Linked DNA regions of Homo sapiens: all the other regions are linked to region 1. Evidence: chromatin loops called from intact Hi-C (ENCODE). Cell type or tissue: heart right ventricle. All regions are shown on one strand. Each heading gives the region's core, and the rest is flanking DNA. Links, peaks and the distances in the headings are about the cores only. Region 1 has its middle 89 kb from the start of LINC00639. Region 2 overlaps LINC00639 (long intergenic non-protein coding RNA 639). Region 3 has its middle 180 kb from the start of LINC00639.

Region 1 (11,112 bases), core at 1,721-9,720:
TTTTGTTTGTTTGTTTGTTTGTTTTTTTTACAGTATTGGTCTTTCCTGTTAGAATGTGCTGCCCATACTGAGGGCAGTTATTTTTGTCCAAAGTTTTTGCATTCCCAGAACTTATTACGTGGCTTGGCACATAAAAGGCTGCCAAATATTCGTTGAATAAATGAATTAAAAAATGGATGGGTAGTGGGTTATCTTGTGAAATATTATGGCCAAGCCATTGCATTAAAAATCTCAAGTGGACACAAATGGAAGACTCCAGGATCCTGCAGTGCAGACAACGGGCATTGCCCCAGAGCTGCCATGTCAAGGATGTCAAGTCATGGAGTTTGAACACTAGGCATGGGCACTTTGGCTTTTTGAGTGAAAAAAGTTGTTTCTGGGTTTTAATGTGTTTAGGGATATAAAGAATCAGGGACCCCTCTATTCTATGGTCCTCTGACCTGATGGACTGAAGTTCCAGTGTGCCACCATGAAATGCAAGGGAAGTAACAGGGAGCCACATCCACCCACCTGCATCTCAGATAGACATCCTCCACACGGCCTATTTGCTGTTTGCATAGTAGACTAAAATAAAAGCAACTTTGAACTACTTGAAGTCTCTAGGCTTGCTTATCCTCAAAACCAAAGCAGTTTGCTGTGGTCTAGCCTAGCTATTCAACTACATATGCACAGCCTTTGTTATTGTTAGAGTTTTATAATTTTTGCTAGGCTAACTGGTGTGAAACGGTATTTCATTATTTGATCCTGATTTATTTAAGTTTTAATCTTTTATCTAAAAAAGTTCTCATATCTGGATTCCTGATGTGAATCCAGTAGTCTTCTATGAGTACTTTCTATCTGCTTCCTAATTAGATTCAACAGAAGTTTGTCTCTTTTATCAGTTCTTTCAAAGAACCATCTTTGGGGGTAATACATCAGTTTTAATATTTTTCTATTTTCTTATTTATTACTTTCTTCTTTTCCTATTCATTAATTCCTTCCTCGTGCTTACCCTTGACTGGTTTTATTGCTTTTATTTGTTTGTTTTTAGAAACAGATCTTGCAGAGTTTCCCAGCCTGGAGTGCCATGACTATTCACAGGCACAGTCATGGAGCCCTACAGCTTCAAACTCCTTCAAACTCCTGGGCTCACGTCATCCTCCTGAGTAGCTAGGACTATAGGCATGCACCATTGCACGTGGCCTTACTGTTTTCTTATAAGTTCTCAGTTCATTATTTTGACACTTAAAATTGCTTAATATTTAAAGTGCTTACAATTTTTTTCCCCTGAGTGCCTCATTTGTAATATCATATCCTTTTATATGTACTGCAGTGTTCTCATTTTGATTATTTCTAAATTGATTGTAACAGTAGTTTTGATTTTTTTCTTTTACTTAGAAGGTTTTTAGAAGGTGGTGCTTGACTTGTGGGATACATAATTTGATATATATTCATTAAATAGTATGTATTTTTTAAAACATTGTGTCGTGTTTAGTTTTTTCTTATTGGATTTGTCAAGGTGGAGACTGTCAAAATCTCCTATTATGACTGAGTTACTGAAGACATATCCTTGCATTTTTAAGAAATCTGTATGTGTTTCAATACAATTCTAGTCAGCATGTAAGGATTGGACTGTCACTGTGATACAAAGAAACCTTAATATAAAATGATAGTATTTGCCCTATGTAAAGCTTTTGGCCTTAAATTCATTTTAATTTGAAATTAGTATTTTCTTTTCTGTTTCTCTTTTGTTTGCCTTTGTCTTTCATATATTTTTCCTTTTCTTTTACTTTTATCCCATTTATGGCATTTTATATTATAACAGCCTCTTAAAAACAGCAGTTTGAACTCAATCCGCAGCCCTTTGACTTTAATGCATTAGGTCTTACTTATCATCTTGTTTCAAGTTTTGTTTTGATAGTTCTTTGCATTTCTATTGTTTTGAAGTATGGATCTTATTTGTCCTTCTTTGGAGATAAACACACATTTAAATTTTGTTACAGTACTTAGTTTTCAAAAGCACTTTTTTTTTTTTTTTTTTGTTAACTGCAATCACCCCCCTATTTAATACCTGTTGGGTATAATCAGCACTATATTTGGTCTGGGGAGTTTGGAAAACGGAAAAGCTATTTCAGCTTTCTTAAATGATTTAGGAGTGATGCAGAGTATAAAATCTCAAATTCAAAGTGAAGCTGAGTCATTCCTGGGTCTGGAGATGCCTACTATCTGATTGAAGAAATCAAGAGTACTGCAGACCACTGGGACCTGCCTAGGTGGAACTCAGCACAACTCTGGTGCAGCTGGAAAGAAACATTTGGGAACATTCAGATTCATAGTTTTTGGGTATAACTTGGAGGATATTTGAAAGCACTTCAACGGAATTGAACACTCAGGAGGTGGGGGACAGATGTTTACAGGCCAGTGTTAGATGGAGGGGAAGTAAAAACCAGGGTTAGACTCTCTGGCCAGAACTTGAAATATTTTCCTGGTTATTGGCTTGTCCAGTACTTTCTGTTCAAATGTTCAAAGGTCAAACTTGATGTGTCCTCATGTCCAAAAGCACTTTTTAACTTACATTTCTCCAGTTGTTAAAGAGTAAAGTCATGTTTTTCCATTACCTTCCACCTTCTTGCTGCTCATTGTTCCTCATTCACCCATTTTTGTTAATGTATTCTGGATTATTGTAAATTTTTTTTAATTGTAAAAATCTAGATTTAAAAATTCCAGATTATTATAAAAATATAAAAAATTGTATCTATTAAGAATGTTTTGACATTGCTTTAGTTTAGTTTTTCTTTTTTTTCTTTATTTTTACTTTTTTTGAGACTGAGTTTCCCTCTTGTCGCCCAGGCTGGAGTGCAATGGAGCAATCTCAGCTCACTGCAACCTCCGCCTCCCCAGTTCAAGTGATTCTCCTGCCTCAGCCTCCCGAGTATCTGAGAGTACAGGTGCACAACACCACTCCCAGCTAATTTTTGTGTTTTTTTTTTGGTAGAGACAGGGTTTCACCATGTTGTCCAGGCTGGTCATGAACTCCTGGCCTCAAGTGATCCGCCTGCTTCAGCCTCCCAAAGTGCTGGGATTACAAGCGTGAGCCACCACGCCCATCCTAGTTTTTCTTCTTAAAAAAACCTGTTCCTACAATGTAATGTATCTTTGTTTCAGTCATTTTGGAGGTCTGGGAGTAATGTCATTCCTTCTTCATTTTCATCTCCTTTTAGGGCTTTTTCTTCAGTCAATTGAAATTTGTCTTCACACATCTTCTTAAAAAAGATTTACACATGAATGGGTGTATTTTTTAAGATATCTGAGTTTGTCTTGTTGCTTTCACAAGGGTGAGACAACTTGGCTGCTACTATGGTCTGAATGTTTATGTCCCCCTAAACTTCATACGTTGAAATTGTCACCCACAAAGTGATGGTATTAGGAGGTGGGGCCTTTGGGTGGTAATTAGGTCATGGGGGTGGAGCCCTCGTGAATGAGATTAGTGGCCCAAGAGAGACCCCTTTGCCTCTTTTGCTATGTGTGGTTAGAGTGAGAAAAAGGTTGTCTGTGAGGAAGCAGGCCCCCACCAGACACCGAATCTGCTGGTGCTTTGATCTTGGACTTTCCAGTCTCCTGAACTGTGAGCAATAAATGCTGTTTATAATCTATCCAGTCTATGGTATTTTATAATAGTAGCCTGAATGGACTAAGACAACTGCATATAAAATTCTTGGATCAAAATACGAGTTTCCCCTAAAGTCTTTTAAAATATTTTACTGCCATTCTTTGGCATGGAATATTGCAGTACATTATATTTTAATCTGGAACAGGAAATAATAGGGGACAGTGTGATACAGTGTCTCAGAGAGCTGACTTTAGGACCTCACAGACAGGGAGGGGTTCAAGGCCTCTGTCTACCACTGACCTGCTTCTCACTTACCAGTCATAAGGCCTTGGGAAATTTTGACGTTGGTTTTCCCAGTAGTATAAAGAACCTAAAAATGGTATTCCTCATAGGGTTATTGTAAGGATTCAGTGAATTAATTCTATAAAGTTATAAATTCTATACAATTATAAAGCTTAGTACCTTTTATACCTTTCTGTTTCATTTTGGACTTTTTTTCTGGGAACATCAGTTGCCTAAATTTCCATCTCTTAATTCTCTTTCTTTCATGGTCATCATCTTAGCTCTCATTGTTTTTCTCTTTAGTTTTTTTCCTTTATATTCTATATGAGTATACAAGTTTATCCTTATTTTTCTTTTATTAAACCTGTTTTTTTCCTCAACCTAGATTTTAATTCTGCTAATATGTTTATAAAACTTTAAAAATAATAAAAATACATGCACATGAAGAAAAGGGTATAAATCCTAAATATACACCTTGAGAAATCATGGGAATAAACTGTTTATCACCTCGGGTTAAGAAACAGAACACTGTAGGCTGGGAGTGGTGGCTCACACACATAATCCCAGTGCTTTGGGAAGCTGAGTCAGGAGCATTTTCAGGACTTCATTTGAGACAGCTTGGGAAATGCAGCGAGACCTCCATCTCTACAAAAGATAAAAAAATTAGCCAGGCATGGTAGTGTGTGCCTGTAGTCCCAGTTACTGGGAGGCAGAGGCAGGAGGATTTCTTGAACCCAGGAGTTCAAGGCTGCAGTGAGCTGTGAGCGTGTCACTGCACTCCAGCTTGGATAACAGTGCAAGACCACATCTCTAAAAAAAAAAGAAACCAGAACATTACAGCATCCCATAGGCTCCCCACATGCCTCATACCAAGCATGCTCTTCTTAACTGCAATACTCTTCTGACTTTGATGGTAATCACCGTGTGACCTTTTCTTTTTCTTTTTTTTTTTTCCTGTGGCTGGTTTACTTCACTTAGCATTTCATCAAGGTTTATCCATGTTGTAGCATGTATGAGAATTTCCTTTCTCTGTAAGGCTCAATAATATTTCATTGCATATCACATTTTGTTTATCTATTCATCTGTCGACGGACAGATGGGTTGCTTCTACCTTTGGCTATGGTGAATAATCTTGCCATGAACATGAGTGTACAAATATCTCTTTGAGATTCTGCTTGCAATTCTTTTGGGTGTATACTGAGAAGTGGAATTGCTGAATCATATGGCAATTCTATTTTTAATATTTTGAAGAACTGTCATACTGCTTTCTATAGCTGTTGCACCAATTTACATTCCTATCAATATTGCACACAGATTCTGTTCCAATTTCTCCATATCATTGCCAATGTTTGTTGCTTTCTGTGCTTTTGATAGCAGCCATCCTATTGGGTGTGAGATAGTACCTCCTTTTGGTTTCGATTTGCATTTCTTAATAATTAGTGATGTTGAACATCTTTTCATATGCTTGTTGTCCATTTATATATATTCTTTGAAGAAATGTCTATTCAAGTCTTTTGCTTATTTTAAAAATCAATTTTTTTGTCATTGTTAAATTGTAGAAGTTCTTTATATTTTCCAGATACTAGACCCTTATCAGATATATGATTTGCAAATATTTTTTTCCTAATCTCTGGGTTGTCTTTTCACTTTCTCGATATTGTCCTTTGAAGCACAAATGTTTTTAATTGTGTTGAAGTCCAATTTATCTATTTGTGTGTGTGTGTGTCTGTGAATGAAGAGCTTCTCAGAGCCTTTCCTATGTTCACGTGGATCAAGATTCCAAAAGACAGATGGATCTTACTGCATTTCCACAACTTAGCTGACCACAGAAACCTAGTTCTGTGCCTCCCGCATCATCGTATTCTCCTCACAGAATAATTTGCAAGTCACAGAACACACTCTGAAATATTCTGCTTTAAGGGTTTTCAGTACTCCATGAAAAACCCTTCAGCAGAAGATGAGACATCACATATTCAGAACCCTAAAGCCAGAATAGATTCAGCCCAGTGCCTGACTTCAGGGATGAGGGCCCAATGACCTGCCCAAAGCTTGTGAGATTGGGGAGAAGATCAGACCCCTGGGACAACTACCCAAATGGGGAACTCAAGACAGGAAGCGTTTGTCTTATCAGTTGTGCATGGGGCTGGGGCTGGGTGGCAGGACCTCAGTCAGTTGCTTCCAGAGTGAGGATTTTAGGCCCATCCTTCGCTTGTGTGAGCCTTTGGCTTGGAAAGGCAGGGGCCCTTCTCCTCTCCTGTGGGATGCCAGGACTTGGGCTGCCTACAAGCTGGCCAAGAGCTTCCTTGATTCCCTGCTTCGCTGTCTGCTCTGGACACTCGGCAGACTTCTTTCTCTGGAAGACTCAGGGACAGATGAATGACTGAGTGAAAGAGCCAGAATCCAGGCCTTGGTGGAGCCTGGACTTGGTGGAGACTGGCCCAGCCTGTCAGTGGGGCTGAAGGGCTAAGCTCTGGGCAGTTTCTTATGGTCTCAGAGGAGATTCTAGAAACAGGCTCAGGAGGGCTTTCATAAGGCTGCCGTGGGCTCCGCTGGACACAAGCACATCCCAAGCTGGATCCAGCTGCTGAGATAGCAGCTGTATTCCATATCTAGGATTTCGTTTACCGAGATGACAGCAAGGTCCAGTGCCTGATGATTATGCAACTTTTTCTTTGAGAGTCTGCACACACATCTCAGGCAATCTCTTAGTCACATGGGAGGCCAGAGAAGCAATAAAATTCTTTCTCATTCACTCCTTCCTAACACATTATGACTCTGGAGAAGCTAAGTGGTTAGAATCCAGATTCTTTGTTTTTATAGCTGCATATAGAGTAGGTTACATTTCCCCCTCTATATGCAGCTCTATCTTGTAAGGAACCATTAGATGGGCAGTCCCTAAAAACATGGTGTCATGGAAAGAGCAATGGTTTTACAGTCTCATAAATGTGCGTTTGAATCTAGAGTCCTCCAGGTACTGGATGATTGATCTTGGACCACTTCTTTCACGTCTCTGAACTTGATATTATTCTTACACTTAAAATGGAAATAGCAATACATGTGAAAGATTTGGCACATATCAGTGGTTTCATAAATGCTAGTTTCCTTCTCAAATTGCATTGTACAGGAAAATCATCACAGGTGATGAAATTTTTCAATTGGAAAGGATCTTGGAGATGATCCAGTTAGATTCTCTAGTTTTTCAGAGGAGGAAGTTGGAGCACAGAGAAAGTGACTTGCTGAAGGACACGCTACAAAGTGAGATCGCTAAATTCTACGCAATCCAAGTCCCCTTGGGTAACTGAAGGCCCTGACTGGCTCCTCTCCACTAGGCACCAACACTGCTCTTCTCAGGCTATTTACATGCTTTATCTTGAGGCTTGAGTTTTGACCATTGGAAGCACTATTGGCCATGAGAATAGAAGACGAGAGGTTTACACAGTTACTCAAGGAAGCTGGCAACTTCAACAGCTCCTTATTCATTTCCATGGCTTCCAGCTGATTTTCCTGTGTTCGGCTCTGGGAAACAAGGAACCCTCTCTGCTTGGTGGACATCACCCTGCACACCACCCCTGCCGCCCACCACTCGCGTCCTCTCCAGTTCCTGCCTCCCCTCTCTGCCTGCTGCAGATTTGGCTGCTTCTTTATCCTATGACCAGTTTTCATCGGCTCTGAGGATTAGCAGGGACCAGAGCCCAAGCCCCGGGAGTGCTCAGGTGAGTTCCCCGTGATCAACCAACCTCTGTGTTCTCCTCCCTCCCCTCTGACCTTTTTGTTTTCAGCAGCTTGGCAACCCAAGTGTGCATCCCTAAATACTGTTGTTTAGTTTTTAAACTTTAGATACATAAAATCAACCAATTTGAATTTTTGGTTTGACTTCTTCTTTCACAAGTCATTATATTTGTGACACTTCTCTGTGTTGAGACTAGCTATAGGTTGCTCATTTTTTGTACAGCATGTCGTTATTTGTGTATACTACCATATTACCCTCTCAACAGTTGGGCAATTGGGTTTTCTATGGTTTTTGGCTACTACAAACAATGCTGCTATAAGCATTGTTGAAATTTGTATCTCGATGCCTCTGAAAAGTTTCTTAGGGTAAATATACCTGCTAGAGGGCTTGCTGGATAATAGAGCATATATATAATAAGCTTTAGTAGATATTGCCCAACCATTTACCAAAACTGTGCTGCATGCTTTAATATTTTTAATTTCCTTAAAATCCTTCATCATTTTACCATCTCGTTTCCTCGTTCTGCTTCTCTTTATTAAAAACTCTGTCTTTTTGTACCATGCCTAAGAAATTAATCAGAGTTTGGAAATTTTTTTCTGCATTATAAAAAGAGTTTATTTTCAGATGTTAGCTCTTTTTCTTGCTCTCTTAAATATTGTTCTCTTTCCTTATCTTATAATTTTTCCCCATAGACTTGTGTTGTATTTTTTTCTTGAACAAGGTGAGACGAAGCTAGACTCCATGTTTGTCATCAGACAGTGTATATAGACATTTTCTTATTCCCTCCTTACCATGTTTTTCACAAACAAATGTTGATGTGGTATCTTTTTTTAAGAGATGTGAAGGGAGGTTAATGCACTGAACTTTCAATCAAATTCCCCAGTTCTTAGTGGGCATTTGTTTAATGTGACACCTATCTCAAATGCTTGATTCTATGATATGCAAACCATCATAATGAACAAAAAACCACAATCCCCAGCAATCATTGCTCCCATGGCAGAAGCCAGAAGCCACCAGCTGCCACTAGTCCCTCCTAGTGCCTCCTACCTCTGTACATACACTAATCACTCCACTGTGTTCTCGAATTTGTAATCTCTGCCTGGATGCAGAGATTTGGAGGAGTGGGCTGGGGGAGGAGAGTATTGTGTTTGACACATAGAGAAGGAGAACCCAAGAGAGAATAGAGGGCAGATGCCTTAGTCTCTGGTTGCTGTGTTTCTTTTGGACTCAGGGGATTGGAGGTGGGGAATAGAAATATATTTTTTGTTTGTGCATTTCTTTTCCAAATGGCTTCTTTTTCATGAAGCAAACCAGGGTATGTGATCTGCCGAACAATCAGTAATTTTTTTCTCAGTGCAATTCCAAATGCCTTGGGCTTTGTGTTGATTCTACTAAGATTCTGGAATGGAGATTATTGATCATGTAGTTACATGAGTGGTGGGTTTTTTCTTATATTTCTCAAGGATACTTCTAGTGCAAACATAGGAGCAACTTTATGGGAGGATGTTAGCCAGGTTACACTTTGATTTGGAAGTTATATCATATTTCATTTAATAAGCAAAGTAAATAAACATGAAGGCAGGGTATATATTCTTAAATCTATTGAACTATATTAGCTGGATATGTTATGGTAAAGGTGCGGTAGTATCTGTTCAAAGAACCAAACCTAAATCTACCTCGTCATATATGGGGTAACGGCATCAGTATTAGGGTTACTACTGAGATTTTAAAAACTCATTTTTTTTGTGATATTAAACTGTTTTTGTACAAGCCAACATTAAAGAAGAAGGTGATGACATCTAGTGAATTGAAAATGCCAAGATAGATGATCCACACATTTAAAAATGCATGACCTTTCACACACCATCAGTGTGATATATACTCTGAGGAGTAAAGACTAAGAATTTTTCTTTAATTAGTTATATTCTTAAATGGACTAGAATAGTGGTTTTCAAACCTGGCTGTGCATCAGAATCCATTGGAGAGCATTTCCGAATGCGTACTTATTTGCTGTCACACTCAGACTTACTGAGCTGGCATACCATGGGCATACCAGAGTATGGGAGTGCATTTAAAGAGGTGCCATTGGACTGGGGCACAGCCCTTTTCCTCTTGCTTTTCTAAGCTTCTGGGACACTACTGGTACAGGTGCATCTCTTCCAGAGGGATCATGGAGTCTGGTCTCAGGTCTGATCTGGTTCCAAGGGCTTCTTGCACCCAGACTGTTCTGAAGAGATAAGCAACTATCATTCAAGAAAAGTTGCTGGAATTTTGTAACCATTCTGGGAGTTAGGATGTATTTTACAGAAGGGGCAGCAGGATCAGCTTGGTAATGTCATGCACAGGGAGCTAAAACCTGAGTGTATGGGGTCACAGAAGCAGCTCAAAATCCCATTGAAAAACCAATGGTGAGGCTGGGGGTGGTGGCTCACGCCTGTAATCCCAGCACTTTCGGAGGCCAAGGTAGGGGGATCACCTGAGGGCAGGAGTTTGAGACGAGCCTGGCCAACATGGTGAAACCCCATCTCTACTAAAAATACAAAAGTTAGCCAGGCATGGTGTGGCTCACGCCTGTAGTCTCAGCCACTCAGGAGGCTGAGGCAGAAGAACCGCTTGAACCTGGTAGGCAGAGGTTGCAGTGAGCCTAGATAGCACTATTGCACTCCAGCCTGGATGACAGAATGAGACTCTGTCTTAAAAAAAAAAAAAGAAAAAAGAAAACCAATGATGGAGCTAGGGCTAATAGTTATACCCCAATGGATGCAAATGTCTATGTGGGCAGTACAATGGAGTGGAAAAAGTATGGCTATTGTAAACACAAATATGTGTATTTGAATCCAGTTCTTATACGTTTTGGCTGTTTGACCTTGACCAAATTAATTTGATCAGAACTTCAGTTTTCTCATCGATAAAAAACATAGGAAAATAATATCTACCCCATTGGGTTGTTGTGGAGAAAATGCAATGTGAATGTGAAAATGTCTTGGTATATATAGTGCCTAGGACATAGAAATTTCTAAATAAATGTTATTTTTTCTTTTTTTTCATGCATTCTCCTTTTTTGCAATCACTCTATGAGTTTTTTGTTTGTTTGTTTGTTTTTTGTTTTTTGAGATGGAGTTTCGCTCTTGTCACCCAGGCTGGAGTGCAATGGCGTGATCTCGGCTCACTGCCACCTCTGCCTCCTGGGTTTAAGTGATTCTCCTGCCTCAGCCTCCCGAGTAGCTGGGATTACAGGCATCCACCACTATGCCCAGCTAATTTTTGTATTTTTAGTAGAGATGGGGTTTCGCCATGTTGGCCAGGCTGGTCTCGAACTCCTGACCTCAGGTAATCCACCCGCCTCGGTCCCCCAAAGTGCTGGGATTACAGGTGTGAGTGACTGCCCCTGACCTCTTTATGAGTTTTTAATGTCACATTTTTTTGCTATGGTAGTTTCATAGCAAAAGCAATGAATAAATCACAAACTTTATTCATTCATTTATTGAGTCAAAAAACATTTTCCAAGTAC
Region 2 (11,112 bases), core at 1,095-9,094, 140 kb after region 1:
GATTTAAAAATGTAATCTTTACTCCAATATGTCAAAAGAGCCAGGTATTATATTACTACAGAGTTTTTCTTCCAGAAGACCTTATAAGAGAAATACAAAAACATAGGAAGAAATACTTAGTAATTGAATAATTCTAGACTCTGTTAAGTGACAAGCAAATTTATTAACCCTGGTAATTTACATGGAAATCAGAGAAACAGTCAACCTAACATTGCATTTTGCTATTTTTTAAGACAGAAATGATTAAACATGTAAATTCAAATTTAAATTATTCATAACTACTGTAGCTGCAGTATTAGCTTCAAGCATTATTAAAAGTAAATGTTTTGCTAATTTGATAAATCATATATCAAATATATGATAAATCAAAGTGTTTTAAATTTTTAATATGATTTTTAGATCTCCTAAACCCCCTGCCCTGCATCACAACCAAATATCCTAACTTTGTTACACGGCCTCTATCTAAGCTCCTGAATTTCTTATAGCACAATGGGGACTGGACTCTCCCTCAGTAAATCTCTCTTTGTGAAGAAATTTTCCATGAGGGAAATAAGTCCAAAAACAAGATTAATGCTATGCTGTCCATCATGTTCTGTATTTTAGCATACCTGCTTTTCCAGTTTCTAAATTCAGAATATAGGTTTTTGTTCTACTTACAACCCCAAGCAGCTTAGGAAAAAAGAAATTCAACTTTATGTAATAATTCTACCTTGGAACTATAGTGTCTGGTTGCCACAGATGCATGGGTAGAGTGTATTCATCCTTGTTTGTGAGTAAAAGCTAGTCTGTGCATCTAACTTAGGAGATAAAAGATATTTGATATTCTAAAATCTTTTCCTTTTTGTTTTTTTGAGATGGGGTCTCACTCTGTTGCCCAGGCTGGAGTGCAGTGGCTTGATCACAGCTCACCACAGTCTTGACTTCCTGGGCTCAGGTGATCCTCCCACCTCAGCCTCCCAAGTAGCTGGGACTACAGGTGCATACCATCACACCTGGCACATTTTTGTATTTTTTGTAGAGACATGGACTCACCATGTTGTCAAGGCTGGTCTTTTCCTTTTTGAAACCACCAAAGCTTTGTCTTTTGTCTATCATGAATAAAGTCATAACTCAATTCACATCAATCTCTAATCAGCACACAAGAAGATTGATTTTGGGTACCACATCATTAGGAGATCTTAGCACATCAAGGTGATATTAACATTAACTCAGCCTTGAGAATTGGAGTATGCACAACATAAATGATCATTTTGCTAAGTTCAACAAAACTGTAAATGTTCAAACTGCCTAAGGGTTGAATTTAGTCGTAGACTTTTGGAGATGGATCAGTTAAACAATCTTTAAGTTGGAAACAGAAGTGTCAATCTGGGCAGAGTATACTGATTTGCCTATGAAAGATGGACATTAGCTATTGCAAAGTTATTAACCTACCCTCTCTACTTGTACTGTTCAGGCTGACCTAACCCCCACATTCATCTGAAATATTCAGGTAATGAGGTTAGAGTTGAAAAAACCTGAATTATGAGGACAATGACTTAGCTTTGTATTTCCATATACGGAACCTATGGTTTCACAGGTGAACAATTTACGTGATGGATTAGTGACAGCCTGGACCTTTGCTGAATTACCAGCCTGGGAGCCTCTGGTTTGTAAATGGTTTTATACTAGCTTGTGGAATGCATTTTGTGCTACTGTGGACTTGAAAGAATGAATATATTTTTCCAACAGGCTTGCTGGCTACCAGGAAGTAGACGAAATTGATCTTAAACAACAAAGGGATTAATCTAAAAGGTCAGAGATGAATTTATGTGTGGAATGTTCAGGAATAATAACAGGGAATAGTTTAGGGGAAAAGCACAATTCATTATTAAGGAGACATTAGCTTCCCAAGGAAGAGAACTATGATTTAAAGTAATAAAATACTAAATTAACTAGGAATATACAAGTTTACAATTTGTATTTTTACAAATTTTTACAAAATTTATAATTGGTGAATCAAGGAATGATATCTGAGATTTTCTTTTCTCAGCCACCAATGGCACACACACAGTCAAATAAAGCAATGTGGGAAAGCTCACACCAACATAGCAAGAAAAAAAAATCACATTCTTTGGGGTGACAAAATGTGCAACAGCTTTTGGCTAGCTGTTTCGATTTAACAGAATTTGGTGAAAGGAAGTTTGAGCTGCTAGGAAAATCTACTTTTCTTCTTGAAAAGCTGATTTTTTTTTCCCCATGAGAAATCTCAAAGTGAAAATTGCTGCTTTCACACTACTCTCTACAGAAATATTAATAAATGCCATTCTGTTAGGTATTAATTAAAACAGTACTTGTTCAATTCTATTTTATCACATATTGTGAAGAGTTGAGATAAAGCTCTCACGCTGTCTTTTTGGATCTGTTAATCTTTTTATTGTACATATAAAAGTATACAGACAAATTGGATTCTCTAGGGGTTGTTACATTCATTCATTCACTCAGTATTTATTTATCGAACAGTAGGTACTGGGAATATTATTTTGTGAGACAGTCTGTTTCCTTGGGAACTCATAGTTTAAAGAGGAAAAGCAGACATGGTAAACAGAAAATTGTAATACAGTGTTAGAGCTCTGCCTGAAGTAGGAACAAGGAAATTGGAAACGATGATCAGGGAAGGGAAACTTACATCTTCAGGGAGGTAGTGCTTCAGGGGAGGCTGAAGTGTTGAGAATCAAGCTAGACCTTTAAGGTTAAAAGATTTTGCTGGAAGAAAAAATGGTCTGGACATTCTAGGCAGAGTAAAACACTGGAAGCATAAAATGTCTGATGGGTTAAATGCTGTGACAGGCTGCCTTTCCCCATCTTGTGGAATTGCTTCTTGAAGGGTGCATAATTTAAAGAAACCTTTAAATTCTGGAATGGGCTTGGTTATGGAAGAAAGCAGCAAGATTTGTCTGATTATCAGGAGCCACCTGGGAGAGTAAATTTTCACTGGGCACAACAAGTAGGCATATAACAAATATTTGTTGCTTTGATGTTGTTGAATTTTATTTGTCCAAATAGAATGAAGAAACACAGCACAGGATGATGCCCAGGAAGTAAGGGCCAGGCATTCGTGGAGGGTTTGGGCCCTTAATAGTTTGTGAAAGAGATTATCAGGACCACATCTCTAAAAGAGAAGCAATTCAAACGCCAAACATCCTAGTGTTTACCAGCAGGAGATTTAGTTTGTACTGCAAGGGAGTGTGGACTTACCCCCAAAGCAAATACACAATTGTGTGTATTTTACTCTGCTGAATGCTCTTGAAATCAATTTCTAACCCATAAAACAGAAGTTTCCCAAACCAAATCCACTATAAAATTCATCTCTGTGGAGAGGCCATAGCTGTTACAGGAGGGCAGGATGGTAGATCAGGAGGCTTTTCTGTTTAAATATTTAAATAGATTTCTATTTGAACAGCTAAATGAAACCAAACTCACTCTCTTATCTCAATAATTAAAAAGAAAATTGCTGAGCTTTCTTTGCCAAGTGTTCATGCCATTTCCCCCCTTTCTTGAGCTTTCTCAGGGTATTCTAAGTGCCTATGATTTGGTTTCTTTTTGGAGTAACTCAAGCAGTCTTTCACAAGCCGTATTTCTGGGACTATGGCAGACCGACTTCATTGGCTTCTTAACGAAGAACAGCCTGGCTTAATGATTAATTTCTAGGTAAATGGGGCTGAACCAAGCCTCACAGGACCTGTCTTGGAGGGGCTGGCTAAACAGTGGCTCCCTGAGAGGACAAGCACATTTCTTCCTGTAATCGACAACTATAGATTTATTTTTCTTAGTGATGTTAAGCATCAGAAGGTACTTCTTTTACTTGCACTAAGCAGGATAGTTTTAATTTTGCCTTTAGGCCTTATCTATTACTGTTTCCCCTGGCAACGTTATCTATAAACTTTTCTCTCTTCATTTTTTTTAATTTCCAAGTAGTTCATGATTATTTCAGAAAAATTAGAAAATACAGAAGATAACAAAAATTAAATTAAAAGCAGCTAAAAATCTTGTCATTTACTAGCATCCTGAGACATTATTCCTAACCTTTCCTCCTTCAGATATGTGCATATAGAACATGTATTTACAAAATTAGAAACACACCGTGTGTGTGTGTGTGTATTGATCTGTTGTGCTAATGTCTTATATTTCTTTGATACAATTATGTGGTCTTAGCAAGACTGGTATAAAGCCATTTCAAATTATGAAACAATAAAAATGATACGAATTTTCTAAGCAACTCAGGGCTCCATATAAAATACACATAAAGACATTTACCAGCCTTTATTTCCTATTTGGTACCCTGCCTATGTTTCACAGACTATAAAATGAAAATTAATATTCTACACTACTGTCCTTCTATAAATAGCTATGGCCATGTGGTTAGCTGCTGCCCAGCATGGTGGGGGGATTAGAACCACCATCTAAACAAAGGCCTGCCTTGCACTGATGTGCTTGTTGAAAAGTACGCCAGCAGAGGGCAGTGTACTTCCAGGACACAACTCAACGCTGCCATGGGCTGTGGAACAATCGGTGGAAAGACTTTTAACACTGCTCTAAATACAAACCAACACACAATTTTACTAGAATATTATTAGTCTGTTTGTGACATGTTTTAAGAATTTGAAGTTCTGACACTAGATTATGGAAACTATATAGCAAAAGTGAAAATGTATTCATTTAATAAGCTTATATTGGCCACCTACAAATGCCATGCTGTAGTAATATAAATATTGAAGACAAAAATCCTTGCCACAGATCAGCAGGAGATAAAAGCATGCAGTAAATGTTTCCAAAATGCAATGATAACACTCATGCTAGCTGAATAAATTCTGTCTAGAGGAACTCAGAAAAGGCCCCACAGAGGAGTTTTGTATGAACTGAGTCTGAAGAATAGCAGGAATTCACTAGGCAGGTGGGATCGGGGATGCAGGGAATTCCTACAGGGAGGAAGGTAGAAAGGCGCAAAGGTGTTATTTAAATGTTGAGCAGGGTAGGTGATTTTGTTTTTTATTACCCTAAAATGTAAGCCTTGATTTCCAGAACAGAGCCCCAGAACAAAACAAAACAATAGTGAGAAAGATGATATTTGCCAGTAGATTTTATGCTATTGTTTAGAACAAGTGTCTGAAATATAATAAATCCATTATATGCTAAAAGCACCAGCATCAAAAATATTTATCTCCACTCACCTTCAGGTAATCACCAAATTCTGACTTGTCTTTTGGTGGACTTGATTAGTTAGCCAGTATTTACACATACATATATGCTGATTTTACAGGAAAGGGGAGATGAAAATGTGTTCATTCAGCATCTCTTCATTGTTCCTACTACAGGTGGGCACTTGTTACAAGTGGTGCTTTCATTAGTGATATGTTCTTTTGGCCTGCCTATTCTGTATTGCTCATGTGTTGGTTCAGATTCCCTGATAGGCCATAAATGCTTATTTATCTGGATGAGGGCCTGTTTTTCCTTTGTGTTTTCCCACAGTGCCAGGCAATATAATGTGCATACACAGCACAGCCGTAAATGTTGACTGACTTTATCTATAAGGCCCACACTGACTTCTCACAAAGAAGGAAATGATACTAGAGGAAAGGAGGACGACGGAGATGATGTGGAGAGGCTATAATTAACTTTTCACATGACAGGGCAATCCACATGCTGAGAGGAATTCTCTCTGGCATAAGACAGTGTAGAATTTTGTACGGAACTATACCTTCCATGTTTCCAGCTGCTCACACCTCTTGCTTAATTAACAAATGTTTGTATAGAGTGGTCAAGACACTCGATATACTAGGAGACCTAATTGTTATGATTACTTTACATTAACATCCTCTCTGCAGCTGCTTTAAGTCTGCATTTTGGAAAGTATTCACAGAAGCTACTCAAAGGAGCTAGAGTGGTTTGTTTATGGCATTTTACTTATACAATGTTCATTTGTCTTTTTATTTTCTTCCTTACTTGTCTGTATTAGGAAGTAGCTGTTAACTAACCATAACCAAAGTGACCATATTCTCTTTTGACAAGTTTTTTCCTAATCAGATAATCACCTGCTGCGTATTTTTAAGTAAACTCTAGAGGATCTTCCTAAACAAGGCAGGAAACCAAGAAACTCTAAAATGAAAGAGTACTGAATTAGGATAAAACCAAATTGTTATTGCAAATAACCTCCCCTCTCCATGTGGCTCAAAGGACACAAAAGCTTATTTTTCTCTCATGAAACATTTCAGAGGTGAGCATTCCAGGTGGTTGCTGACCACTGGTGGGGGCCTTGTGGTCGTTCAGGAACTCAGGCTCTTTATAGTTGACAAGTCTCAGTGTGCTAGTTAACAATTTATTGCCTTTAAGCTCCACTTGCGCTCTTTCATATGTTCTGTGATAACAGTGGACAGAATTCCTGCAGCCATCTTCCATTTACAGTGGGTAAGATGTTACACTTTCTCATTAGAGGGTGCTGGAGGGACATTGCTAGTGAAAGGGGCTTCTGCTGTTTCTGGCAGCTATACAGTGGGTCAGCAGTGTCAATGTGAGGCCATTCTGTAGAGTTCTGCTCTAACCATGCACTCAGAATGAATGATCCTTTAGCAATGTTACAGCCTAAGCCTGGCCTGGGGATAACCTTTCTGCAGCCCAACTCACTTGAAAAATGGCTTCTGAAGGCCTCCTGCCCCTACAAGTGCAGTTTACTTTGCAGACCTGTGCCCAAGAGCCTCACTCCCTCTGCATGCCCAGGCCAAGATCCCCAGTTGCTGACTGCCTGTGCCCAGCCTCTACTCCAGAAGATTGCTTCCTGCTTGTTCAGTGATTGCAGTTAGCTCTGGCCTGGGCAAACAAGTAAACTTCTCTGCTATCTAGTGGGCTGAACCCCAGCCTTGGGAAAGGGGGTCCCCTCTAGGTTTGGACTTCCTCAGGGGCTCTTCCTCCGCCCAATGGTACTGTATTATTCTATTCTAATGCTGGTAATAAAGACATACCCGAGACTGGGTAATTTATAAAGGAAAGAGGTTTAATGAACTCGCAGTTCCACGTGGCTGGGAAAGCCTCACAATCATGGCAGAAGGCAAAGGGGAAGCAAAGGCATGTCTTACATGGCAGCAGGCAAGAGAGAGAGCATGTGCAGGGGAACTCCCTTTTTATAAAACCACCAGATCTCGTGAGACTTATTCACTCTTATGAGAACAGCATGGGAAAGACCCACCCCCGTGATTCAGTAATCTCCCACTGGGTCCCTCCTAGGACATGTGGGAATTCTGGGAGCTACAATTCAATATTTGGGTGGGGACACAGTCAAACCATATCAGGTACCATATGGTGTTTTCTCTTATAGTCACTCATTGATTAGAGTTTAACAATATATTAAGCCCCACTCCCACCCAGTTTCTGATTGGACCCTGACTGATACATGTGGCTTTGTTGTCTCATAGGATATTGTTCCCTCCATGGTCAAAATTTGCTGTCATGTCCAAGTTCTATCTGGTGGAAGGAGAGGGAGCATGGAGGGGGCATGAGTACTTCTTAAGACCTAAATGTGGGAAGAGGTACACATTTATCCTGTGTGTATCACATTGATGAAAGTTTGTCCTAGGGCTACACCTAACTGCAAGGGAGTAGGGAAGTACAGTGCAGCCATATGCCAAAGAAGCAAGCAGAATGGGTTTTAGCGGGCAACTGGTAGTCTCCACCACAATTGCATAAAAATTAAAAAAAAACCCTATATGGTAAAAGACATCAAAAGTAAAAGAGAGCCATGGACTGAGGAGAAAATGGACATCACATATGGAAATTTGTGGGAGAGTTTTGAGGGATATTAGCAATATGCCAGACAAGAGGGTTATAGTCCTCAAAGTTCTCCCGTGAATTGATTGCAAAAATAAACTCAAGTTAAAAAATCGAAAGGCTAAACAAACCAATGAAAAACACAAATACAGAATAAACACCATAGAGAAGACATTCAACTTCATGAGAAGTTAGGGAAATGCAAATTAAAGCAGCCATGAGAAGATAACAGATTAGAGGCTCTTAGCATTCCTCAGCCACTTCATGATAGCAAGATAGTAAATAAAGATTGACTCTATGAGCTTTAATTCAAGAAGGGAAATGAGAGTACACTAGAATTATGAATGATACCCCAGATCTTGGATAGGAGAACATGACCAAGCAGCTCTCATGATGGCGTCCAGCTGATAAAGGTGCGTGAAGCCCCAGAATGAGAGATATAGATAGCCTCCCTCTGTGACTTTCTTTCCATTGGGGATATAAGCAACCCAGGCTGAGGGAAAGCACTTTGTTTCTCTCAAGCCCTGTAGCTAACCTGAGGAGAGGCTTGAAGATGTTGTGAGGGAAAGATATCAGGAAAAGCCGCAGACATTTTCCCAGACCTGGGACTGAGAGCAGGGAGCCATTTTTACTCCACGAGCATACAAAGGCAACTATTCTTGGGTGACCTGGCAATGCAACCATGCAGGCATTTTAGTCTTGGGCCAGAGATTAAAGAGCCTGCTTTAGAGTAGGGTAGGGGCTTCCACAGTTAGAAATGTGGGAAGTGCCTCAGAAGTAGATGCTGGAATTGTGCTTTCCCCCATTGTAAGCCTGGGGCGGGAGGAGAGCTGCTACAGCTGCACTTTCTCCTGGGTGGTGAGACTTGCAGCCAGGGCTGGCTTGGTGACCTGGAACTGATTTGCATGTGCCATTTCTGGGTGCCCCTGCTTGCTCCCCTGAGCACATGGTGCAGCAGGACCCTCTCTGCTCCACCTCTAGGCAGAAAATTAGGCATTCTGAGCACCCACTTGCCTGGACCAGCAGCCTAAGCCACCTCACCCTTCATGGACATAGATTGCAATGCAGCTGGGCCCTCTCTGCTCCACACACTTGCCTGGTTCAGCAGCCTGAGATGCCCACCCTTCCTGGACATAGATTAGGGTTCAGTGGGACTCTCTGCTTCACATCCAGGCATATCTCCAGGCATTTGGAATACCCATTCACCTGGACCAACAGCCTGACCCATCCTGCCCTTCCTGTGCAGAGATCCTGGTGCAGACAGATCTCCAGGCATTGAGAGGAACCACTCATCTGGTCCAATAGCCTGAGCTGGGCCCCTCTTCCTGGGATATCAGTTGTGGTGCCGTGGAGGCCCTCTCTGCACCATGCCCAGGTAGATCTTCAGGAATTTGTAGAACCTGCTCACTTGGATCAGCTGCCTGAGCTGCCCCACCCATCCTGTGCAGAGACCCTGGTAAAAAGGGGCTTTCTCAGCTACACACTCAGGCAGATCCCCAGGCATTCAGAGCACCTACTTGCATGGTCCAGCAGCCTGGGTCACCAGTCCTTGTGCAGAGATCTTGGTGCAGTAGGGGTCCTCTCTGTTCCACACTCAGGCAGCTCTCCAGGCATCTGGAGCATCTACTCTCTTGGATTAGGAATTTAGGCCACCTTCCCTTATTCCTGTGCAGGGAACTTGGGGCTGAGGAAGTTTCCCAGTTTCATGCCTAGGCACATGTTTGGGTGCTTAGTGGCTGCCCCCTGGATTCTTCCTTGGTGCCTGGTATTTGTGTTTGTCATCAGGGGACCTGTAAGTGGACCTGCCTGGCCTGGCCCTGTCCTTTGTGGCCCCCACCCATGCTAGGACTAAGAAGGGAGCCCAGACCACTGTGCATTCCATGAACCAGCCCATTGCCTGAGGCAACAGAGAGCTTCTGCCAGTAAACAAGGATCAAGTATATACCCAGCCATGTTTTTCACAGCTGGCTCTTACCTAAAAGCACTATCAACTGGCATATAGGCTGAACTGCACAGCGCAATATAAAACCTACTGAAAGAATGCATAGAGCTATAGAAGCAAAGCCAAAAGACCCTACCCAGCACTCTCTCCAGTTGCACATGAAGCAGAGGAAAGGAGAAAGGAAGAGAAAAAAATACTATGGGGAAATAAATAAAAAGAAAAAATCCTACTCGTATGAAAATAATTACAAAAATTAGAAGTGCCAGCATTTCCAGACAAGAAGAAACTAGAACAAGAATTCTGGCACTGTGAAAAATCTGAATATAGTGACACCACCAGAGAATTGCTGTATTAGTCACAGTTCACTAGAGGGACAGAACTAATAAGATATATTTATATATATAAAGGGGAGTTTATTAAGTTTTAACGTACACAATCACAAGATCCCACAATAGGCTGTCTGCAAGCTTGAGAAGCAAGCAGAGCCAGTCTGAGTCTCAAAACTGAAGAACTTGGAGTCCAATGTCTGAGGGCAGAAAGCATCCAGCATGGGAGAAATATGTACCTTGGAGGCTAGGCCAGTCTGGCCTTTTCACGTTTTTCTGCCTGCTTTATATTCTCTGAAAGCTGATTAGATTGTACCCACCAGATTGAGGGTGAGTCTGCCTTCCCCAGCCCACTGACTCAAATGTTAATCTCGTTTGGCAACACACTCACAGACACACCCAGGAACAATACTTTGCATCCTTAAATCCAATCAAGTTGACACTTGGTATTAACCATCACAATTGTACTAGCTCGTTAGCAATGTTCCCTAATCAAAAAGGAAACTCAGAAATGACAGGTAGAGAATTTAAAGCATGGATTGTAGGGGAGCTCAGTTAGATCCAAGACAAGGTTGAAAATCAACACAAATAAACTTCTAATGCAATCCGGAAAATGAAGGAAAAGATAAACATTTTAAAAATCAATCAATCAGAGCTTCTAGAACTGAAAATCTCACTTAAGAAATTTCAAAATATGATTGAAACCTTTATCAAGAGACTGGACCAAGCAGAAGAAAGGATTTCAGAGCTTCAAGACCAGTCTTTCAAACTAACCCAGCAAGACAGAAATAAAAAAAAATTCAAAAAATGAACAAACTCTTTGACAAATATGGGTTTGGGTGAAGCAACCAAACCTACAAATTATAGGCATTCCTGAGAGAGAGAGAAGAAGAAAAAGTAAATAACCTGGAAAACATATTTGTGGGAATAAGGAAAAAAAAAAAACTTCTACAATCTTGCTAGAGAGGTAGACAGATACAAGAAATCCAGAAAACACCGGCAGGATACTATACAAAATGAACATCACCAGGGCACTTAAGTCACCAAACA
Region 3 (11,112 bases), core at 2,068-10,067, 270 kb after region 1:
AAGGAGAATGTTTTTCTCAAAAGGTCCCAGTACCTTTGTTTTGATACTGAGACTGTTTTGTTCTCTGTTTCAATATTTTTGTTTAACATTCAGTAATTCAAGCAAACATTTATTGAGCCTTAATTAGACTCCTACAGTGAAACCACTGAGCTAGGCTTGGTGGGAACAACAAAGGGTAATAAAGACATAGCTACTCTTGAGAAATTTATGTCGGATTGGCAGGCGAGATGTACATACAACATGGAACTCCCAGGATTCTTTGATTCATGATAGAATTTAACCAAGGTCTGCACTCTAATGCAGATGATAAGTGCTAAGAGACTCTATAAACAGTTTTTCTTTTGCCATAATCATATAACATAGTTTCTCTCTTGTTTTTCCCCACGTTACACAAAATACCTCCCCTCAGCACATCCTTTTCCAAACACAAATACTCCTTTTGAAATGAGTTTTTGGAATTTCTTCTTAATAGCATGGACATGGGTGGTGTTTGGGTCCACTTTTACTAGCTTTTGGAACTTCACTGAGTTATTTAACTTCATTAAATCTCAGCTTTCTTATTTGTAAAATGAAGAAAATAATATTAGTTACCTCATACCGTTTTTATATTGATTAGAAGATATAGTGTAAAGCACTTAGCACATTGCCTAATATGTGATACTTAGTGATAGCTTTTATTATTACTACATTAAATAAATTGCTAAAAATTAAAAAATAGATTACTTCTAACTCCCAAACTCAGCATCTGATATCATTTTTGTGTGTTCCAGTCCTTGATCATATATGGAAATTACTAATTTCTCCATTAACTCAAAACTTTGATCTTGCCAATGGCAAGGTTTTATCTAATGTACTTCCTCAGCCCTGTGTGCACAGTGGGAATTTAATAATTATTTGTTGACAAAATAAGTCTTCTTGTGACTCTGTCTTCAGTTACTCATAGCTCTCTCCTGACTTTCTCAGATAAACTTCCTGAGGGGTTGCTTGCACCTTTGAACTCCCAGACAGTTCATAAACTACTGAGATTGGCCTTTGGCACCCATCACTCTCCAAAGCAGCACTTATTTAAGTCATTGTCCCTTCCTTGCCCCTAATTCTGAAGGACAATTCCATTCCAATCCTTACTTTCTTATTGACCTTGGAGGCACTTGGAGTGCTGTCAACTCCTCCCCCTCCTCCTGGAAATACATTCTTTGGGTTTTCCTGTCATGTCTCTATCCTCTAGTTTTACCTTCTCCACTTTTACAGCCAAAGTGACTGTTATGAGTTAAATTCGTTCCTCCAAAATTTGTATGTTGAAGTTCTAAGTCCCAGTAACTCAGAATGTGACTGATTACAGATAAGGTGTTTTTTTTTTAATAAGATAATTTTGAGGTAATTTGGCTAGAACAAAGTCATTAGGGTGAACCCTAATCCCCTGTGACTGGTGTCTAATAAGAAGAGGAGATTAGGACACAGACACAGGGAGAAGATGACTATCCCCAGTGAAGGAGAGAGGTGCTGCTTTTCTTGGTACTCATGGCTCCTGTCTGAAACACTCTTGCCCTCCCTCCTCCCCTTGGCTCCCCCACATCTCCTCTTGGCTAACTCTGTGGATCCTTCAGGTCTCAGTTTGGAGGTGCTTGGAGGACTCTCCTGAGCTCTGCTGTGTTCTCCTAATTCCCTGTATTTACTTCTATCTGGCGCTTACTGCACGGCTATAATTGCCTGGCTAATTATTTGTATTTCCTTCCTGGGCCATAAACTCCTTGAAGGCAGGGAAAACATTCCCTTCACTTACATCCCTAGAGACGGACAAGGTACCTGATGTACAGTAGGGTCTCAAGATTTGTTGGATGAATCAATGAGATTTTATTGCTTAGCAGAAGAAAAAATTATTTTCCTAATGGTGGTTGTGGTTTAATAACACAAAGACTTGGTTAAGAATACAAATATTAAAGTTACTTTAATTCTGTAGATCTGCCTGATTTTGAAAATTGTCCATTACAGAAGGAATTTATTCTTGGTGCATAAATGTGCCACTTCATCTACTTCTCTTGAAGATAAAATTCTTAGCCTCTGACCCTTTTGTTCTGTGAAGTACCCACTGCTGCAAGAAAAATTCAAAACAGATAGCATATACATGTGGAAGATAATTTTATTATCTTTAATTATATTTTATACCTCTGTTTTTCACCTATGTAAAACCCAATTAGAAAAGAATCAGATATAAATGTGTTATTTTGGAAGCAATCAACTCACCTTCTGAAGCTACATAAATAAGAAAGCATTAGAGAAATGGGTCCAAAAAGAGTTTGGTTTTCATGTGGTAAACTTGTTATTCTTAGTATCTTGAGGAACCGGCAAACAACACTGCTGACTTAGAACATGTTTTTTTTTTTTTTTTGCTGGTGAAAAGAGAGTGGGTGACTTTGTGCTTAAGACAACTCTAGAAGTGTCCTTTTGTGGATGCCAGTTCTGCAAAACTATTTGGGACTCTGGATATGTAACTCTTTCGAAACCTGGGGATTAGAAGTTTGGCACTGCATACCTTTCAGAGGAGAAGAAGGCTCTGCTTTCGGTATAACTGCACGGCTCTAAAGAATGGCAATGAGCAAAGAATGAGAAATAATTTAATCCACTATTGATTAACATGTTTGTTGTTAAAAGCTAATTTTCTGTAACAGCAGAGATGCAGCCCAGGGTTTCTGGAGACTTTTAAAAATACCTCCAGGCACAGTCAATGTTTAAATTTTCTAAAGCATCCCACACACTGAAGATATTTGTAAGCATCCAACTAAAGACAATCAAAATTAGAACTTAGCAAAAATGTACAGATCACTGGTATATATTAAATTTTAATTAGAAAAATAGAGACTCCTACAAGTAAATTTCATTGTATTAGAGGTTGTCTCACATTTTTTGAAGTAATAATACAATCAGGGAAAACAAATCTTTTCAGTTTGAAATTAACAACAAAAGCCAAAGAACCAACCTCTAAAAGCTCTTTAAAAAACTCTAATTAAAAAAAAATTCATCTCTTTGGCCATGCTCGACTGATGGTACCTATAAAAACTGAGGCACTCTTTGGTGTATGCGCGTTCTCAGAGCAGAATTAGATCAAGGCTCGATGCGAAAGCACGCTGTAGTTACTATTATCAAATGCGGAATCTCATTTTAGCTACTATAAAAGGCCCCTGGTATTAAAACACTGCGTTTATAGATGATGGATGAAAAATGTATTTTTCAAACCATGGCCTTTGTGGTAGAACATGACTTGCTTACTATGGAAATATCTCCAGCTGCCTAGAAATGTTGCCTAGCAACCCTGGAAACAGAGAAAACCTAATATCTCTGAGTTGCTTGTGGGTAAAGGGATTATTAAAAATATCAATTAGAAAAAAAGGACTGCAAAGTTTGTTATTGGGCATGACAACAACTGCTACTTCCGAGTTTGACAGCGTCTCTGTGCCCTCTTTCTCATGGAATTTCAGATGTTTCTTATGTGTTTCCCATGAATTCCCTAGTTTCTAAGTCTCAACAGTGCAGCAAAGAGGGTGACTTGTAGAGGTCATGTCTGTGCTGTCAGGACTCAGCCCTGTTCCCCCAGCCCTCTGCTGGAAGCCGTTCTTTGCCTTGGTGAGCAGCAGTCAGCCAGCCACGTCGGCTTTGATAGCTGTCAGCTTCCTTCAGACCCAGCAATTTCCGGGTGACTGGGAATGATTTTTAGTTGCTGCTGTCCTGACTGTTCTGTTCATTGGCCAAGGCTGGGGGGCAGCTTGCTCTGGAAGAGCACCCTGAAGACACCCGCCTTCTGATCAGATGCCCTGGCTCTGCCCATAGGCTCCCCTGAAGGGCTGGCACAAAGCTTGGAAAGCTTCTTACGTCTACACCAGGCAGACCTGCGTTCTGTGTTGTAAGCAAAGTAAGATGGCAGACTAGGTTCAGGCCCGACTCTCTTCAAAGTCCCTGCTATTCTTTTTCTCACAGGATTAAAAAATTTTTTAGTTGGGCAAATGCATTCTGTGTCTTAGTCAGTTTGGGCTGCTGTACCAAATACCATAAATTGGATGGCTCATAAACCATAGAAATTTCTCACAGTTTTGGAGGCTGGGAATTTCAAGATCAAGGTGGTGGCAGATTCGGTGTTTGTCTTCTGGTCCATAGAGGGTCACTTTCCTCTAAAACCTCCTTATGGTGGCAGGGGTGAATGAGTTCCTTTGGCCTCGTTTATATAGGCACTAATCCTCCTCCTGAGGGCAGAGCCTCCCAAAGGCCTCAGCTTCTAGTACCTCCTGATACTATCACCCTGTGGGTTAGGATTTCAACATGAATTTTTGGGGAAAACAAACATTCAGAATATAGCAATGGGTTCTTGATTCATGTGACAGAAAGCGAATCATTCTGAATTAACTTGAATAAATGAGTGGTATTCAAGCTGAAACTGATAATAGCTTTAAGTGTGAACATAGTTTCCTGGTCAATCTTGAAAAGCCAATCTCCACCAGAATTGTAACTACTCTTAAGAACTTTAATAGCAGTAGTAACCAGCTCGTGCTTCAAATTTCTACAGTGTTACAGTCTATAGAATATTTGGACATTTGCATTCTCATTTGATCTAACTGCTTGCTGGCAAGGGTTACTGTTAGCTCCATTTTATAGCAGTAGAAGTTGATGTCCAAAGAGGTAAGATGACCTGTGACAGCAAAGGTAGAGAGATTCCAAACTTCTGAAGCTTGGGCCAAGTCAACGTCTTTTCTGTGGTTTCAACCCCAGTCAGTACATGATCTTTTTGATGGATGCAGAACCAACTGAGATATTTTCTCCACTAGCCCATTAGCAGGTGCTGCTAATGGTTCCAATCCAGGGCTTTGATCTTGAACTTCTCAGCCTCCAATAGGGGTAGTGTTAGCTCCATTTTCTAGAAGTAGAAGCTGATATTCAAAGAGGTAAGATGACTTTTTCAACATCATTAGTAAATATGTCAGTTCTTGAACTAGGGTCTTCTGATTTCCAGGCCAATATGATTGTTAGTAAGCAATTAAGATGAGGTTCACCTATCATAGAAAGTAGAGACTTGAGCAGTGTAAAGATCCACAAATTTGAGGCATGGACCTCCTTTGTATGGTAAAGCTAGATACAATCTACTTGACTTGCCCCAGTGACCCCATACATTTCATGGAATGTGCATGTGCAGGTATGCCATAGTGACCACCTCTCAGTCATAGCATAACTCCTGGGAACTGAAGCCTGCTTGCTCTAAACCCACCAATTAGAACTCCTTGAGGAGCATCTGTTTGGGCAATTCCCTGAACCATATGAAAGACAGAGGTACCATAAGTCCCTCTCTTTCTCTCTTGCTCCCTACCCAACTGATTGAGTGTGCATGTCCTGAAAGCTCCCGTTTCCCATTGGCCCTACAAGATGTGCTGCCCTCTTCCATCTGGGATTTGTAAATAAGAAACTGCTTCTGTTATTTTGTTTGCTGTGCTGCCTCCTCTTTGTCTCATCTGATCAATACACCTGAACCTAACTTCTTTCCTGGAGAAAAGTTAGGCTCTGTCCTAGAGAGTGGCTATCCACAGGTCAGACAAGAGTCCCACAGGGGTGTCTGCCAGAATAAAGATTTTCCTGTGCAAGAGACACCTGGTCATGGGTTGAACATTTGGGCATTAGGCTATCCATGAGAATAAAGAAGTACCCTGTGAAAGCACACTGTAAATATCCATGACCATCTACCCTGGAGCCCTGTGAGTGCAGCATTGGAATTTGTACCACTTTCCAGAGAGAGACCTCAAGACCAAATTAGAGGAAAATATAACAATTGTATACTGGAAATTTGTTGAGAGAGTAGATTTTTAAATGCGTTCACGCACACACATACAGGGGCAATTATGTGAGGTGATGGATATGTTAATTTGCTTCACTGTGGTAACCATTTTACTATATATAAGTATGTCAAAACATCATGTTGTATACCTGAAATATATGGTAAAATAAAGACATGTTTAAAAGAAATGATAGAAATTCACTGTGAGAATGAAAACTACAGGCCAATCTCTCATGAGCATTTGTGCTAGTTATTTACTCATCTTTCTCAGCTTCACATCTGCCCAATTATGCTATATTTTATGCTACTGAGGCTTGAAGTCTGCAAACTACATTTCCCAGCTTCCATTGCCAGCTGGCTTACTTTTCAATTATGCTAATGGGAATCTAAAGTTCCTGTTTGAAGATCAGAAGTGAACCGAGAGAAGTTTCCTGCTTTTGACACTAATAATGTGGCGGTTGTTGTTTGTTGCTATGACAACAAAGGTAGAGACGTTCTGAAGTCCCGACGCTTGGACCAAGTCAACATCTTTTCTGTGGTTCCAACCCTAGTCACCACAGGAACTTTTTGATGAATGCAGAACCAACTGAGATAGTTTCTCCAGCAGCACAGTAGCAGGTGCTGCTAAAGGGCTCAATGCAGGGGCTTTAGCAGCTTCTAATCTTTAGGTGTCAGTCTTTCTTCCTCCTTTCTCCTACAGCACCCCTCCTTCTTTTTCTTCTTTAGCCCTTCCAAAATATGTGCAACCAATTTCCTATATTAAAATCCCCTTATTACAAAAATGTTGTGATTCAGATAGTTGTATGATCTGATTTGTCCAAAGTCACACAGCAAGGAAGTTTCAGAACCAGATTTGAAACCAGGCAAGAGTGACTATCATGCAGGGCTCAAAAAAATTATTGTGTTTATTTAGAGTATACAACATGATAATAGGGGATACTATATATAGTAAAATGGTTACCATAGTGAAACAAATTAAGATATCCATCATCTCACAAAGTTACCCTTTTTATACACCTGTTAGGATGGCTATTACTAAAAAGTCAAAAGATAAATGTTGTTGAGGCTGTGGAGAAAAGGGAACAGGGGAACAGTTGTACGTTGTTGATGGGAATGTAGCTTGGTGCAACCATTATAGAAAACAGTATGGAGATTTCTAAAGAAATTAAAAACAAAAGTACCATATGACCCAGCAATCACCCTCTGGCCATATACTTGACAGGAATAAGATCACCACCCTGTAAAGATATATGCTCTCACATGTTCTTGTAGGGCTCTCGCCTCAGTAGTTCGCTGCCTCCAGGACATGGCTGTGAGGGGACACATGTGGCTGACCGTTTGGAATAGAGTCCCTCATTTTAAGGGTTTAGATGAGCTCAATTTTTTTTAGTAATTAGGGTGGATTATGTATTAATTTACTTGGATTCAACTATATAACATCAAGACCTGGACCATATTACATTTCTTCTCTTGTTCAATACTTCTCTTACCTAAAGTGGGTCCCTTCCTCCCCCCCATATCTATATGTATATCTATATACCTATATCTAGCTATATTTCTCCACTGATATGCAAGACCTTGACATAGAGCCATACATAGAGGATAAAGAGATTATATTTTATCCCTTTCTAGTCACCTGTGCTAGGAGCCTTCTGTTAGCCTGCTCATCAGCTTTGGCTCACTCAGTCATGGACTCATTATAGTCTCAGGAAACGCTCAGCCCAAATAACTTTTACTAGATCGTCATAGCCCAGGATTTATAACACTGTGGTCAAAGGACGCTGGCATTATTATCATCTGAAGATCTTTTTATCTTTCAGACTTCTGAGTATACGCCTCAACCTAGTGAGCCCTAACCTTATGGAACATGAAACCCTGCAATCTGCTTTCTTATCAAACTGCCCAGGGAACTCCAGAGCAAACTGAAGTTTGAGAATCACGGAGGGGCATCTCATACCTTTTCAAAAAATTAATTGCATGCATGTGCAGGTGTCCTCCCTTCTCCATTTCAAATCTTCCCTCTTTTCTACTCCATGGTACCTGGAGGAGAAACCTTAAAGACGTTTCTCACTTTTTCTCCATTTATCTCTTGCTTTTTGCTACTACCAGTGCTTGCTGCTTTCCTCCTTCTCATGGGAAGAACCACAGTTGTGCAGGGAAGAGCTATTTGCTCCTTGAATGTTTGAAAAGTTTACATGGCACTTATGTATCTTTCAACTTGGTAATTGTCCAATATGGTCACCGAAGAGGCACTGTGCATACTTTACGCGCTGCTGAATTTCAATTCCATAGACATCATCAGTCATTCCTCCTTCTGGGCTGAATGTATGTCTGTCAGTGAGAGTCACCAGACCCTGAATGGGAACATTCACTGAAGAAGGTGTTCCTGTCGGCGTTGGTAGAATGAGAGAATGAGTACAGGCCTGCAGCACTTTGAGCCTCCATCAAACGGGCCTCTCAATCTCTACCCACTCATTTCATTTTTTTTTTGCCTTATTTTACACCCCAACTGCCATAGGCACTACCCTTACCCATTCATGAATCAATGCTTTCTTGCAAGCTTCCTCTAACTCTTCTGACATCCATGGTAACTGGGCCACAGCTAGCACAGTGCCACAAAGAGGTCAGCTCATGCGAGCCCTTGGGAGGGCTTGACTTTATCCTTAAAATCTTTGTGTGTGGCTGTTTACATAGAAACTGACAGAGGTCGAGAGAAAGAAGTAGGCAAATTATGGTGTGCAGGGCCTTGCTCCTCTGCCACCATTTGAGTTCAATCACTTTATACTTTATCTCTGATTTCACTTAAAATCCTCACATGCCTTATAGGGTTGAGATGGCTGTTCACAAATACCTGGCATAAGCCTTTTTCCCTCTGCTCAACCACACAAACAGCATTTCCTGGAGTGCGCTTTTGCGGTTCCTCTAGAGTCTCCTGGTGGATGGAGGTGGAGTGAGGAATGGTACTGAGGTTAACTTCGGTCAAATTGCATATTCTCTTCCTCTTGGAATATCCCAGTAAAGAGTCATTTAGGATAAAAATATGGTTAATTTAGCCCAATTCAAAATTATTCCATCACAAAACACTAACATAGGGTTTATGGAACATAATCCTGTAGAATTCCCTGGGGGATTTTGTCATGTAACTGCAGACTATCCCTAATCTTTGCTTGTATTCTTTCCTCCTTGGATACACCACTGGGCCTTGGTACCTCTATTAGAGCAAAGATAGAAAAAAAAGATTAATTGGGCTTTGCTTAGAAAGGACTAACAAGCTTTTTCAATTGCCTTCTAAAATGAGTATTCTTTCCTTACCTCACCCTGATATTGTAGGTTATTTCTTATCTTGTATGAACTACTTTTCCTAACCATCACTTCTCCTGTGTTCTAAAACATTCTCTCTACTCCAACCACCTGCTGCTTCGTGTGCTATTTGCTTTCTCACTTCTGTGACCTTCTTTATTCATTTTCCCATGCTTAGACTGCCCCCTCTTCCCCTCTGTCTCTTTCATGAAACCTTTCTTGGCTGACATCTCCCCTTCTCTCTGCTCAATTAACCAAAGAATTCATTCAACATATGCCAATTATGTGAAGGACTGGGTTGGGCTCTCAAGATACAGTAATACTGAAGGCAGACCTGGGCTCTGTTACTATGGAAATGGGATTCTCTAGCTTCTGAACCCCACCTCACTTTACTTGCATTACCCTTAGAGTAAGTGCTTTTACTCATTACCTCTTTTTATAATTTTATTTTTGAAACATTTTCAAATGTACAGAAAAGTTAAATGTATAAATGTCTCAAATATATCCTTACCCCAGAGACTCCATTTTAGTCTCCTTTATAACAATGGGGTATGATCTAGGACAGAACCTTACACCCAGCTGTAATGTGGCTCAAACTGCAAACCTGAAGCAATTCTTTAGTCTTTTTACTTTCCATGACCTTGAAGAGTTATGAAGATTAAAGGCCAATTTGGGTCTGTTTGATGTTTCCTTATGTTAAGACCCAGAATTTTTGGCCAGAATTTCACAGAAGTGATGCTGTGTTCTTACTTCATCCTCTCTGATGGCAGTTGTTTGTCTACTTGTCTCATTGCTGGAGAAGTTAACACTGATCCCCTAGTTAAGATGATGTCTGACATTTTTTTTTCTGCTGCAAACCTATCTATCTTTTCCTTTGTAATAATGGGTATTTTGTGGAAAGTCACTTGGAGACTGTGTAAAATCTACTCATCCCAATTTTATCTACCAGTTTTAGCCTCCATTGATGTTTCTTGCCTGAGTTAATTGTTAGCATAACAGTTTGCCAAATGCCATTATTAGTTGCCATTCAGTAGTATGTAAAGATGTATGTATGTGTATATGTACATATGTATTGATATAAGTGTGTACTTAGAGACTTACATCGATGAGTTATAATCCATTACAATGATTATTTATTTTGATGTTCAAGTTGTCCCAGATTTGACCAGTGACAGCTTCCTAAACCTGATGTACCAAGATGTGCACAAGCACGTCTTCTTTCCTTGCCCCAACCACCCTGGAGTTGGCCATTTGTCTAAGATGTCCTGTTTTTGTCTTTTAAGATGGAGAAGTGGCATTCAAAAGTCGAGATCTGTGTGCTTGGTGTGCTTTATTGCTATTGAGATGTTGCTGCCCCTAGGTCCTCTCAGTGGTCAGAGCAAGGAAATCTATGCAAGTATATACATACCTGCATACACACCTACATAATATATACATATCTGCACACATATATGTATCATACACATGTGTATATACACATTTTCATCTCTCTATATCTCTGTATCTATCTTTCTAGGTATACACTGAAAATCATGAGTTCATCCAGATAAACTTTAATTCCAATCTAATGCTGCAGGGGTTGTTTCTCCTTCCCCCTTCTCATATTTGTACCTCATGTTCTCTGACAGTGAAAAGCCTGGTTATCATTATTCGTGATATTTTTACTTATTTACTCAATTCTCCAGTAAGTAATCTCCTGACCTTGCTGGGGTGCTGCCCTGCTCTCACCCCTTCCTTGTGTGGTCCCGCCCTACTCTCACCCCTTCCTTGTGTGATCCTGGCTGTTCACACTGGGATGACTTCCTGCCAGGGATAGGGAAGGGAAGGCAGCCCCATCACCTGTGTGTGTGATGTGTGTGTGTGTGTAAAAACATAAGACTTAAAAAATCATAATTTGACAAGTTATAAAATGCCTCTCCCACCTCTTTTTTTAATGCTTCTCTATGTATTGAAAAATAAACTCGTTACTTTCCTTTAAAATAAACCAAATGAACCAGTAAAGA

Evidence for each region. Hi-C counts contacts between places; a loop is a spot of excess contacts. Peaks named below come from ENCODE experiments on the same cell type or tissue, not always from the same donor. Only the 100,000 strongest peaks of a DNase experiment are listed, where the experiment ranks them.
Region 2: a loop joins it to region 1, with 3 times the contacts of the local background. A loop is called at or near these places in 49 of 110 quality-filtered maps.
Region 3: a loop joins it to region 1, with 3 times the contacts of the local background. A loop is called at or near these places in 78 of 110 quality-filtered maps.

What each region holds. Positions count from the first base shown.
Region 1 is chr14:39,000,551-39,011,662 of GRCh38, reverse strand. No RefSeq gene overlaps it. Among named protein-coding and RNA genes, the nearest start is that of LINC00639, 89 kb to the right of the region's middle. In heart right ventricle, for the core only: no CTCF peak of the experiment used is centred there; DNase peaks (open chromatin) are centred at 6,209 and 6,362; H3K4me3 peaks cover 1,921 bases; H3K27ac peaks cover 2,138 bases.
Region 2 is chr14:38,861,128-38,872,239 of GRCh38, reverse strand. All of the region lies in intron 2 of LINC00639 (long intergenic non-protein coding RNA 639), which reads left to right. Among named protein-coding and RNA genes, the nearest start is that of LINC00639, 50 kb to the left of the region's middle. In heart right ventricle, for the core only: CTCF peaks have their summits at 4,288 and 4,492 (motif pointing right); a DNase peak (open chromatin) is centred at 4,489; H3K27ac peaks cover 844 bases.
Region 3 is chr14:38,730,389-38,741,500 of GRCh38, reverse strand. No RefSeq gene overlaps it. Among named protein-coding and RNA genes, the nearest start is that of LINC00639, 180 kb to the left of the region's middle. In heart right ventricle, for the core only: no CTCF peak of the experiment used is centred there; no DNase peak of the experiment used is centred there.